Regions from separate parts of the Mus musculus genome. Here all the other regions are linked to region 1. The links are chromatin contacts, found by Hi-C or POLR2A ChIA-PET in ENCODE. All regions are on one chromosome and are shown on one strand. The core of a region is the stretch at or near the end of the contact, and the rest is flanking DNA. Distances in the headings are between cores, read along the strand shown. Region 1 holds the start of Nsun4 (NOL1/NOP2/Sun domain family, member 4). Region 2 holds the start of Mknk1 (MAP kinase-interacting serine/threonine kinase 1). Region 3 holds the start of Pik3r3 (phosphoinositide-3-kinase regulatory subunit 3).

Region 1 (3,856 bases), core at 583-3,082:
CTCCCCGCACATATGTAGAAGATGTGCAGCTCTGTCTTCATGTGGGTCCCAAATAACTGGAGCAGAGACTATCCCAAAAGCTATTGCCTGTCTGTGGGATATGTTCTTCCAGCTGGGCTGCCTTGTCTGGCCTCAATGGGAGAGGATACGTTTTGCCAAGCAGACCTGATGTGCCATGGTGGGGAGATAGCTGGGGGGGGACCTCCACCCTCTAGGAGGAGAAGAGGGAATGGGGGAGGCATTGTGGGAGGGGAGTTGGTAAAGGGGTAGTGATTGGGATGTAAAGTGAATAAATAAATCAAGAAACAAAACAAAAGGGGCTGGTGAGATGGCTGAGCGGTTAAGAGCACTGACTGCTCTTCCAAAGGTCCTGAGTTCAAATCCCAGCAACCACATGGTGGCTCACAACTATCTGTAATGAGATCTGACTCCCTCTTCTGGAGTGTCTGAAGACAGCTACAGTGTACTTACATATAATAATAAATAAATCTTAAAAAAAAAATTCTTAAAAAAAAAAAGAAACAAAAGGACATGTGCCATCGTGGCCTCATTTGGCTCACTAAAATTTTGAAACTCAAATTCTCACTTGTTTAAGTCTTATTTTACTTTTATTGTTTAAGATAATGACAGATAGCCAGTCGGTGGTGGCGCATGCCTTTAATCCCAGCGCTTGGGAGGCAGAGGCAGGCAGATTTCTGAGTTCGAGGCTAGCCTGGTCTATAAAGTGAGTTCCAGGACAGCCAAGGCTATACAGAGAAATCCTGTCTCGAAAAACCAAAAAAAAAAAAAAAAAAAAAAAAAAAAGATAATGACAGATACGTATGTGACTTGGATGATGAGTACAATTTTTGGCAGGTGCTCATTCTATATTTGTATGAGTTACAGTTTGGGCACACCCTTTTAATCCCAGCCCTTGGGAGACGGAAGCAAGCAGGTATAATTTCCAGGCTAGCCTGGTGTACATAGAGAGTTATAGGCCAGCCACGACTATGTAGTGAGATCTTGTCTCAAAAATCAAAAGGAAAAGAAAAGAGTGTGTTATATGTTTGTATATGTTCATGCATATGTGCATATGGTCTATGAATGGCAGCTGCAGGTCAACACCACACGTCTTCAGATGGTCTCATGGAATCTGGAGCTCACTAATTCAAAGACGTTGGCTGCCCCACAACTTCCAGAGATCAGTTTGACATACTTAACATTTTTAAAAAATTACGACTTAGCTGATTATACTATATGGTGGGTGGCAATACATTATAAGAATAAATGTAAGGTTACAGAAAAGCTGTCTGACCTGTAGCTATGAAAACCAAGCTTGGCCTGGAACTCACAGAGATCCGTCTGCTTCTGCCTTCCAAGTGCTGGAATAAAGACATATGCCACTCTGCTCAGCCAAACGATCATTTCTAAAAATAGTGATCACCCCCTTTCTTCTTGGATCCTAAGCGGCGTAGTCAATTTGATAGTCTCAGAAAGAACACAAAATTAGGTACCGAGTCTTGAAAAGAACCGTCTAAAAGGAAGATCTTGAAACTGGCTTCTATGGCTTCCTAGCAATTCCGCTTCTGTCTATAGTCTGCTCTAATTTCGTTCTACCTCGGCAGCTTTCTCCATGCAGGTTGAGCCCAGAAGGCCTTCCCTGCAACTTCCTAGGAGCTCCTTTAGATGCTCTAGCACAGCCACCGCTTCGTGTGCGCCCCGAGGATTCTGGTGGGTGGGGTGTGGAGGTAGGCGGAGCCCTGGGGGCGCCGCAAGCCTAGCCCCGCCCTGTCTGCCGCTGATATTCTAAGCAGCCCTCAATCCTTCCCGGAACCCGCGAGAGCGCAGCTGCAGTTTCAGTCGGAATTATTGGCGTTGTTAGTTGACATGGCTGCGCCCGTCTTAAGATGTGTTCGGAAGCTGCTGAAGCTCGTGGACTTCACGCCGGTCCCGCGGAGATATCGATATAAGAAGAAATGGGTAAGGTCTGACATTAGAGGGAGACTTATCCAGCCCTTGCGTTTCCCGTCACTCACAGTTGCATTCGGGACATGAACTCCAGGGACCGTAACCTTCTTGGAGCTCTTGTCTCACGCCTGCCTGTCCTTTTATTAACCACAAGCCTCTTCCTGTTGCGTAAGCAGCCCCCTGACTCCGCCCCTCTCTGTTAAGTCACGGCCTGAGCTTTCATTCGGTGACGTTACATCGCCTCATGTTACTTTTTCTTGCTTACTTTTATCTTGCCCTTCCCACCCTTCTTTTTCCTTTTCTTTCCTCCCTCTTACCCTTCCCCTCCAGTCCCATGAACTCTTCCCCTCCTTTCCTCCTTAAAATTTCAGCCCCTTCAACTTCACCTCAAGCAGACTGCCCTAACAACTACTCCTTCCCTCCTGAGTCTCCGTCGTCCTGCAGGAAAGGATTCACCCCTGTTCTCACTCTCGAGGTGCCTGTGGCGCCCGGGAAAGACTTCAACGACCACCTTTCCTGTAATGCTGGCCTTTCTCCAAATGCAGGCAACAGATTCACCAACCCCCCTTACTCTAGAGAACCTTTCTCTTGCCTCACCATTTCTTCTCCGTGCTTACCTCGACGGATCCCCACCCCGCCCCCTCCGCCCCCAGTCCTCTCCTCCCCACCCCCACCGGAGAGGTGCCCCTTTGAACCCTTTTCTCCACTCCTAGGAAGGCTGTACAGACAAGAGCCAGCTGGTTCATCCTCTCCTTGTTTTGACCGATTCAGCCTTCAGGGGTCACCCTCTCCTCATCAGCGGAACCTATGTTGCAACTATATTGATTCCCCAGAATCTCAGCGTTCATGCCCTCCAAGTCCGCGTCTTTGTTATGTGACTTCCCCACCTCTCATTCATCAGGCCCCTAGAGCCAGCCCAGTAACTTCCCCTGAACTTACTCATATAACCTTGGAGACAGGCCCGGTGATTTCGACTCCCCTTATGCCAGGGTCCCAGGGAAATTACTCCATCATTTCACCTCTTCTTACCCATCGGCCCCTGAGACCTGGCCTTGCAATTTCACCTCCCCTTGCTCACCGATCTGTGGAAACTAGACCTCTAACCCCTGCATCCATTTCTCACCGAGGGCCCCACTGTCCCTCTAGAAGAAGTTACAATGATCCTCCCCTTTCTTCAGCATCTTCCCCACCCTCTGGCAACCCTTACCACGACAACCCTATGCCTCCAAACTCTTGTGAACCTAAACCACAGCTTGATGTACCTCTTGGGAAAAATGGCTGTGGCCCTCCACTTTCTTCTCAGGCAGGCATGTCTGGCTCTCCCATCTCACCTCAAGAGGGCTGTATTCATTATTCCCATTTATGCCCAGATTCCCAGATATCTGCCCCTAGGAGTCCTTTCTGTGTTATCAACCTACCACCTGAGAGTGCTGGTTCTCCTAGCTCATCCCTGCCTCAGGCTCTCCAGAAGCCCTGTGTAGGGTCCTTTCTGTGGGAGCCTGGGGGGAACTCTTACCTCTTACTAACCCCAGGTACTATAATTTCTGGTCCTTCCTGCACCACAGGACCACCTCTTCCTCAGTGTCCTAATCCTTCCCCGTATTTCCCATCTCCCCTGAACAACCAGTGTGTAGCTCCACCTCAGTCACCCAGAGGTTATAATGAACCCCGCCCTCCTACCTCAGCTCCCCCTCAAATGAAGTCCCCCAAATCCCCTGAATCACGACGCAATCCCTACAAGTGTCGGTCCCTAGACAATACACCCCACCACACTCCTCCTAGCCATTCTAAATCCCATAAGACCAACACCTGTCCTCAGCCTCCCTCCCAGTCCTTTGGCCTCTTTAGTCCATGTATGGAGCCAGCCATCACAACTACTTCAAATTCCTGCCCAAAAGAACCTCCCCCA
Region 2 (3,856 bases), core at 483-2,982, 210 kb after region 1:
CTTTGCTAAGACGTCTATAGGAAGCTCAGTCTCTGCTACAGGAGACTGGATTGGGAGCATCTAACCAGCAGGAGGATGAGACGCGTCACCAAAGATGTGGTGTGAGCACCCGTGAAGAAGCTGCAGAAGGTGCCATATTATTGAATAACTACAGACCACACAACAGGAGACCTAGCTAAACATGTGCTGCAATTTGCCAGCTTCTTCTCAGAACTTCTCTCTCCATGGTTGGGTTGGCTGGTGCCAGGCCCTCTGACTGCCAAATCTGCACTAGAGAAATGACACTCCTATGCAAGCCAAAGACCCTGGATTATAGAAAGAGGAACACTGAGGTGGGAACAGATGCTCCGAAGGGGCTCCAAACTTCCTGGCTAGTTCACTTTTTTTTTGGTTTTCGAGACAGGGTTTCTCTGTGTAGCCCTGGCTGTCCTGGAACTCACTCTGTAGACCAGACTGGCCTCGAACTCAGAAATCTGCCTGCCTCTGCCTCCTGAATGCTGGGATTAAAGGCATGTGCCACCACGCCCAGCTTGTTTTTTTTGTTTGTTTGTTTGTTTGTTTTTTGTTTTTTATTTTATTTATTTATTTATTTTGCTAGTTCACTTCTATACACAATCCTGACTCCGTGTCTATTCTTCACAGTACTTCCAGCCCAGGCCCTTTAGAAGGCCCGAAGCTAGGGACAGTGGGCAGCAGCTCTCTGATGGCTGGGGATCCAGGGAAACATTATACATCAACCACTCAGCTGGTTCTTGGCACAAGGCCTGTGGTCAACAAGTTTGAGCTCCCTCCTCATACTGCAAGGTCAATTCCACGTGTAAATCCCAGAGGCTCCAAGGCTCAGGTTACATCAGCTTCTCCCCCCAGGGCCTCCCTGAAATATGCCAGATCAAAACACTCTTTCCTGGAAATCACAATCGTATGTATCAGTACCATTGCATGTGGGCAATTTACATATAAGCATACTTAACCCTCACAGTGACATTATTATATTCGTTTTAAAAAGCTCTAAGAGAGAAAAATGAGTTGTTCTAGGATGCTTCCTAGGAGAGGGGAAAGCATAGCTCACCCCCAAAGTCAAGCACTCCCACCCTCTTACCTAGCTTCTGATGGTCCACAGTCCTACAGCTATAGGAAAGAGACTGCATCCTACCCACACTCCCACCTCTCTGTTGAAAAAAGTGTGGCAGAATCATTTGTATACTATATTGCAAAATAAGTGGAAACCGCCAATTTAACACAACGAAGTACACATATTTTATAATGTGCTCATGCCAGTGAACTGTCTTGAGCCCTGTCAGTCTTGAGTGTATCCTTGTTTGGTCTGAGGCTCAAACTCCTTATAGGCTGAGCTCCTCCTCGACAGCCCGTACCCACCGGCTCCGGACCTGTCACAACCCAAGCCTGTCCATAAGCACGGGCTGAGAGTCCGAAAGAGGATCTTATGCGCTGCGGTCTGGGCAGGGAAGCAGCTTTGAGGACAGTTCTAAAAGGATGTCCCCTTCGGCTGCTCCTCCGCAGAAGAACCGGGTCTTAACCTCGAGCTGCTCAGAAGGCCCTGTCTGCCCCTCCCGGGCGACTGCAGCGCCGCACCCCAGACCCCGGCCCCGTTTCCCCGCCGAGGGACTCCTCGCTGGCTCACTTTTACCTTAGTTGACCACCGCGGGAACGGCCGCGAGCACCCCCACCTGCAGGTCTCCGTCGAGAACGCGGAAGAGGCGGAGCTAAACTCAGGGGGAGGGCCCGAGCAGAAGGAGGCGTGAGGGGGAGGAGTCACGCCTGCGCCCCGAGGGCCACACGTGGCGAGAAGCAAGGCCAGTTCACTGCGCAGGCGTGGCATATCAGAGCGTCCTCTGGTTGTTGCGGGTTTCTTTTACAAGCGGAAAGTGGAAGACGCTGCAGGTGCAAATAGTTACTTCTGCGAGCCAGAACGGAGTTCTTGTAAACCTGAGGGCAGCTCTGTTAAGTAAAGTTTATTTTTGAGACAAGGCCTTTTGTATACTCCAGACTTGACTTCAAACTCGTTTTTCTTCTGACTCAGTCTCCAGAGTTCTCTGATTACAGACGCACACCACCGGGCATGACTGTAAAATTTCTATAAAGGTCTGCGTATACAGAAGTTCATTACTTCCGGTAATTAAATTTTTTAAATTGTTGTTTTTCTAAATAGTCTCACTATGTAACCCTGGCTGGCCTCAAACTTAAAGAGATCTACCTGCCTCTGCCTTCTGAGTGCTAGTATTAAAGGTGTGTGCCACTACAGCAGCTAAAACAACAGCTAAAACAAATGTTCTTAAAGATCTATTTCTTTTTCTCTCTCCTCTCTGCTCTCTCTCCTCTCTGCTCTCTCTCTCTCTCTCTCTCTCTCTCTCTCTCTCTCTCTCTCTCTCTCTCTTCTCTCCCCCTCCCCCCTCCCCCCTCTCCCCCTCTCCCCTCTGTGTACTAATTAGAGTAGTACCCCAACCAGCCTCCTTGCCTCACTTCCACAGGCTGCAGATGCCTGAGACGGGAAGACGGGGTGCTTGGTTTCAGTTCAGGTTCTGACGCAGTTTTCTTTTGTGTGGTGAAGTAAACTTCCCTATCCCATTCAGTATTGTTGTTAGGGTCTGGAGAGTAAGGGGCTTAAAGAGCATCTCCGTTTCCCATCACTCCTCTAAAACACATTTATTCCCTCTTCTGGCCTATGTGTTCAACTATATGAGGGAAGGAAGTGGAAGTATTCAAGACTTTGCTAGATTTCAAATCTAGATGAAGACTGGAAAGGGACGTCTTTTTCCCAAGCATTTGTATTTACTTCCTTTCCAAATTTGAGTCCCCTTCAAAGGCTGGATATTGCAATCTCTTTCAACTTATAACCTTCCAGGCCCACCAAACTTCGTGTCTTCACTGCCCTTTCTAGTCTATTCCCCAACCCTTGATAGCCAACCAGTCCAGGGTCACTCAAGCATAGATTGGGATCCAGATTCTCAAAATTACTACCCACCTCCCCATGGCAACCATGATGGTTAATTAACATTGGATAAAGGCTCTAGGGTGCTCCCAGGAAGGAGGGCAAACCATGTAGAACTCAGACCTTCCTCTGGCCTATTTGACCGCATTCCATAGTTCCATACTGTGGTAGCCACGAACATATAAAAGGGCCACAGGGCTCATGAACGCTGAGTTCATCCAGCATCATTAGTCAGTGTGGGATGTTCTGCCCCAGGGTGGAGGTGACAGCTTATTCCCTGTTCCCTGTCCCCTCAATGGATGCAGATCCTGAGCCAACAAGACAACTAAGCCCTGGCTTCCCAGGTAAGTTGCTTTTGTTAGGTTTTGCCTGTTTAGGTGAGAGTCTTCTTATTTCTCATTACTAAGGTCAAAGCTCTCCCTCTTTGTCCTCTAAGCATCCTTCTCAGACTCTCCAAGCAAGTGTGTGTGTGTCTGTCTGTGCATATGTCCTTCCTAACATATTTCCAGACATCTCAAATTTGAGATAAATTTAACTCTTCCACAACGTACATGGACTTTCTAACAGCTGGACTGTCCAGTGACTGAAGAGATAATGATTTGTAATGGGTTTGAAAACACTCTTTTAGAACACTGGGCTCTGGGCATTAGAAGGAACAGCAAAATGGAAAACCTTCCAGATTCTAGAGCAGATACTGGGGGTGGGGTGGGTGGAAGGAGAGCCAGGCAGCTGGCTAAAGACTTGTGTCAATCACTTGAGACATGTTGAGTATTAGCTGGATTATTATCATGTCCATTCACAGGGTGAGGATGAAGGAGCTTAGAGGTCAGACCCTCACCCCTACTTCTATTTTAAAATGATACTTCTGCCAGGTGTGGAGGTGCACACCTTTAACCACAGCACTCA
Region 3 (3,856 bases), core at 542-3,041, 170 kb before region 1:
CTGCTTATTTAAAATCATTACATAAAGCACCATCTATAAATGCAAAGAGGGTTTGAATATCTGACAGCTATAATAACCATAAAATGAGGCACACTTTAAAGAACAAAAAAACTTTGTTTTGTTTTGTTTTCTCCTTCACTGTGAGAAACACAAAATAACTCTAGTGGCCTCAAAGTCCTCAAATAAAAATATATTTATATGTACAATTCACATGTACATATATAGAAACCTATCACAGATATGTATATATCCCATTCACGGGAAAGAGAAAGATTCTTTATTTTTAAGAGTCGAAATTATATCAATTCTACCCCCCAAATTAAGTTAAATCACCATAAATTAATTAACGAGTAGTAAAATACTACATGCAGACCTAAGAAACTATATGCATAGGAGAAAAAAAGCCTCAGACTAAGGCCATGAATGAATAAGAACGCACAATCCCTGAAAATCACTAACCGGCATTTGGTTTCTATGAGAGAAGCACGGAGTCTCAAAATGAATAATCACAAAGGCAACTCAGTTTCTAAAGTTAACCAAGGTAAAATAACAACGAACCATAGCAGATAACTGCACTAAAGTATAAGCTTTAAGGAATCGCCACAAAGGGAAATTCTTCAAGCATGGATTATAATACATCCCTTGCCAGCAGAAATCTTGATTAAAAAAAAAAAAAAAAGTGGAGGGCCGTCAAAACCCTGAATGACATGCAAAGGCCAAACCAAAACGGGTCTTTCCTCCCACTCCAGTCCCCCCGCCCCCACCCCCTCAGGACAATGGGATCAGGGTCCTAACTGCAAACTTTAAAGGTGTAAGCCAGAGCAGTTTTACTGCAGCTATAACTGCAATCTACCCCTCATCCCGAACCTGGCGCACCCAAGAATACTTCTGGCCTGAAAACGTCACCGGGGTTTTGTTAAGCACAAATCAGACCCATCCAAAAATTTTAAAAAATAATAAAAATAACAAGTTTGCTCTCAAATACCTGGAGGATCCATTTCAATATAAAATATCAGTTCTGTCGAATAGGGCATCATCACCTCCCTCCAGTCTGCGTCATCGCGGTCCATACTCCACACCGTATTGTACATCGCGCTGTCAGGGGCAGGTCGTCGGGAAATATATAAAAAGCATATATATCTTTTATCTGATATTTAAAATCTAAATATATATTTGCAAAAGTTCCACACGGAAATGTACTTGGGGGTTTCCAACGGCCAGTACAAGTCCAGCCAAACTACTAGGATGAGGACAAGGTCCTCCTCTTCTCTCCTCCTAAAGCACCCAACAAAATACCCCGAACTTTCAAGCTACGGGGTTTTTACCTCAGAGGGTTACAGGGAAGCTCGGAAAGCAAAGAGCAGTGGTGTTAAAAAGCAGCTTCCCGAAAATCCTTCCTACACAATCGCTCTCCAAAGGGAAAAGCTCCCACCGCCTCCTAATCTTTCAGCGGAAGCCACTTTTGTGTCCTTCGGAGAAGAGAGAATGGAGAGGAAGGGGGAAAAAAGAACGCGTTGGGAGAAAGCTGGGGAAGTGACAAAGGCTTGAAAAGGGGGTTTGCGTTCAAGTTTCGGGGTCCCACTGGTCTGCGGAGAGCGATTCCCTCTGGGATTGGGACTCGGGCTCTATTCGCGTCAGGCTGGGAACCCAAGCTTCCGCAGCTTCGGGATGGCGACCCCTTGGAGAGTCCAGTCAGCTCGACTGTGCCCGAGTAGTAAAGGTAACCACGACAGCGCCGGCTCCCCTCACGCTCTGCCCTGGCTCCAACCACTAGAGTTTCATTTTAACTGCGCTGAGGGGACCTCCTCCCCCGCCCTCCCCCCTTGCCACCCCCGCTGAGGCGCCAACCAACCGGGCAGGACAGGAGGAAGAGCCGGTAGCTCGACTGTCCTTTCCACTCCTTTGCACCTTAACTGCAAAGATTGTCAAGTGCCTAAGAAATGAAGACTGCCACCACCCTCCGCTTCGACTTTTAACTCTCCCCGTCAGCCTGCGAGACTCGACACTTTAATCAGACTTTGCCATTACCCCCTAGCCTCGCTCAGAATGGTACAGTCCGGGCGCTGGCCGCTCGCCAGGAGTCGGAGCCGGGCGCACGCGAGCTCCTCCAAGAGTGGGGGGCGGATGGTGATTGGCTGAGCCCGGTTGCCGGAGCCCGAGCCTGCGTCTTTTGTCTGCCCTGCTCCAGCTGAGGAGCGGAGACGGCTGCGCGCCCCAAGCGAGCCAATCAGGAGATAGCCGGCGCCGGCCGGTAAGGCGGCGATTGGTCGGACCTCAGTTACTAAGCGGGACAAAGGCAGAGGGGAAAAGAAAAGAGGAGGAAGAAGAGGGGGTGTGGAGAAAGAAAGAAGGCGCAAACGGCGGTTACTGACAGGCTGGGCGAGCGCTCGGGGGCTCAAGCTGCCCGGAGACTGGCGGGGCTTCCCGCTGTGGCTCGGTCCTCCCGGACGAGTGACGAGGGGGAGAACGGGCTGGCGCGAGACTCTTCTGCCTGGAGACTAGCTGCGGGGGGAGGGGAGCGGCGGCAGCGGGGCGTGCTGTCACTTGGCGGGGCGCACACTCTTCTGCTCCATTGGAAGTCTCTGGGCAGAGTTCCTCCTCACAAACCTCTTCACCTTGCTGCGTTCGCCCTCCCCTACCCCGGTGTTAAATCATCAGATACAGCAAAGGTCGCCAAGCCCACTTGCAGGACTCTCTGTCCAGACAAGATCCCCATCGTCCCCCACCCCACCCCCCCCACACACACACTCCCTGAGGGTACCTGAACCTTGAATGTTCCTTGGGGAGTCATCCCCCCCCCCCCCCGCTACTCCGCTTCACACTGAAGGACTTTAGAACCCATAGTTACGCTCAAGCAAAGAGTGAGGCATCTCATCGAGCCCTCCAGTTCTAGTACTCAAATCAGAAAATAAAGAAATAAGAATTAAATAGATTTTTTAAATTACAGTGTCTGTGTGTTTTCTGTGGTAAGTCACAGGTGTTGCATTCCCCTACCAAAAAGGCGCTTTTCTGTTTCCCACTTCCTAACACACAGGTCCCTCCTTCCAAGCTTAAAGTTCTGAGACTTGCTTCAGAAAAAATGCTGAACATTTTCATGCATTTCAGAAACAGCTAATTAACTTGCTGGGGAACCCTGAATAGCTAACCTGTGCCTAGAATTGCCATCCTGCCATACAATACAGTCTGAGGAGGCCAAAACGGCTGTTTCCTCTTTACACTGGAGTAACAAAGCCCATTGTGTTTGAGTTGACAACCTGATTTAAGCTTGAGCAAAACCTATCCTCAGTAGCTCTGTGTATTGACTGGCCTCTAGAAGGGTCTCCACTTTTAATCCTCTACCTCCTAAAGGGTTCTGCCTTTCTTGTTTTGTTTTTTTGTTTGTTTGTTTTTGTTTGGTTTTTGTTTTGCTTTGTTTTGTTGAAACAGGATTTCTCTGTGTAGCCCTGGCTATCCTGGAACTCACCCTGTAGACCAGGCTGGCCTCAAACTCAGAAATCCGCCTGTCTCTATCTCCCAAGTGTTGGGATTAAAGACATGCGCCACCACTGCCCAGCTGGGTTCTACCTTTTCTTAAAAGTGCTCTGAGTTAAGCCAGTCACGGTGGCTCATTCCTTTAGACCCAGCACTCTAGAGAGAGAGGCAAGCAGATCTCTTGAGTTCAAAAACTAAGTCTGAGGCCAGCCTAGTCTACAGAGTTAGTTCCAAGGTAGCCAGGTCTACACAAGGAAATCCTATCTGGAAAAAAACAAAAAAGGGGGGGGGGGGGAGGGTGTGTGTGTGTGTGTGTGTGTGTGTGTGTGTGTGTGTGTGTGTGTGTGTGTATGTGGGTGTACTGAGTTGAAACAGGCCCAGGAAA

The links. Hi-C counts contacts between places; a loop is a spot of excess contacts on that map. ChIA-PET counts read pairs that join two places held with the same protein, here RNA polymerase II (POLR2A).
Region 2: a map of heart shows a loop between it and region 1 (2.2-fold over the local background). The contact joins the promoter of Mknk1 here to the promoter of Nsun4 in region 1. A Hi-C loop is called at or near these places in 1 of 37 maps with a recorded cell type or tissue (heart). POLR2A ChIA-PET finds 5 or more read pairs at or near these places in 3 of 5 experiments (Patski and embryonic stem cell).
Region 3: POLR2A ChIA-PET joins it to region 1 with 14 read pairs in embryonic stem cell. The contact joins the promoter of Pik3r3 here to the promoter of Nsun4 in region 1. POLR2A ChIA-PET finds 5 or more read pairs at or near these places in 3 of 5 experiments (Patski and embryonic stem cell).

What each region holds. Positions count from the first base shown.
Region 1 is chr4:116,051,787-116,055,642 of GRCm38, reverse strand. It overlaps Nsun4 (NOL1/NOP2/Sun domain family, member 4), which reads left to right and starts at 1,832. Exons shown (of 6, transcript NM_028142.5): 1 at 1,832-1,959. The coding sequence starts at 1,867.
Region 2 is chr4:115,837,074-115,840,929 of GRCm38, reverse strand. Mknk1 (MAP kinase-interacting serine/threonine kinase 1) reads right to left here and starts at 1,732. Exons shown (of 13, transcript NM_021461.5): 1 at 1,649-1,732.
Region 3 is chr4:116,219,543-116,223,398 of GRCm38, reverse strand. It overlaps Pik3r3 (phosphoinositide-3-kinase regulatory subunit 3), which reads right to left and starts at 1,791. Exons shown (of 10, transcript NM_181585.6): 1 at 986-1,791. The coding sequence starts at 1,091.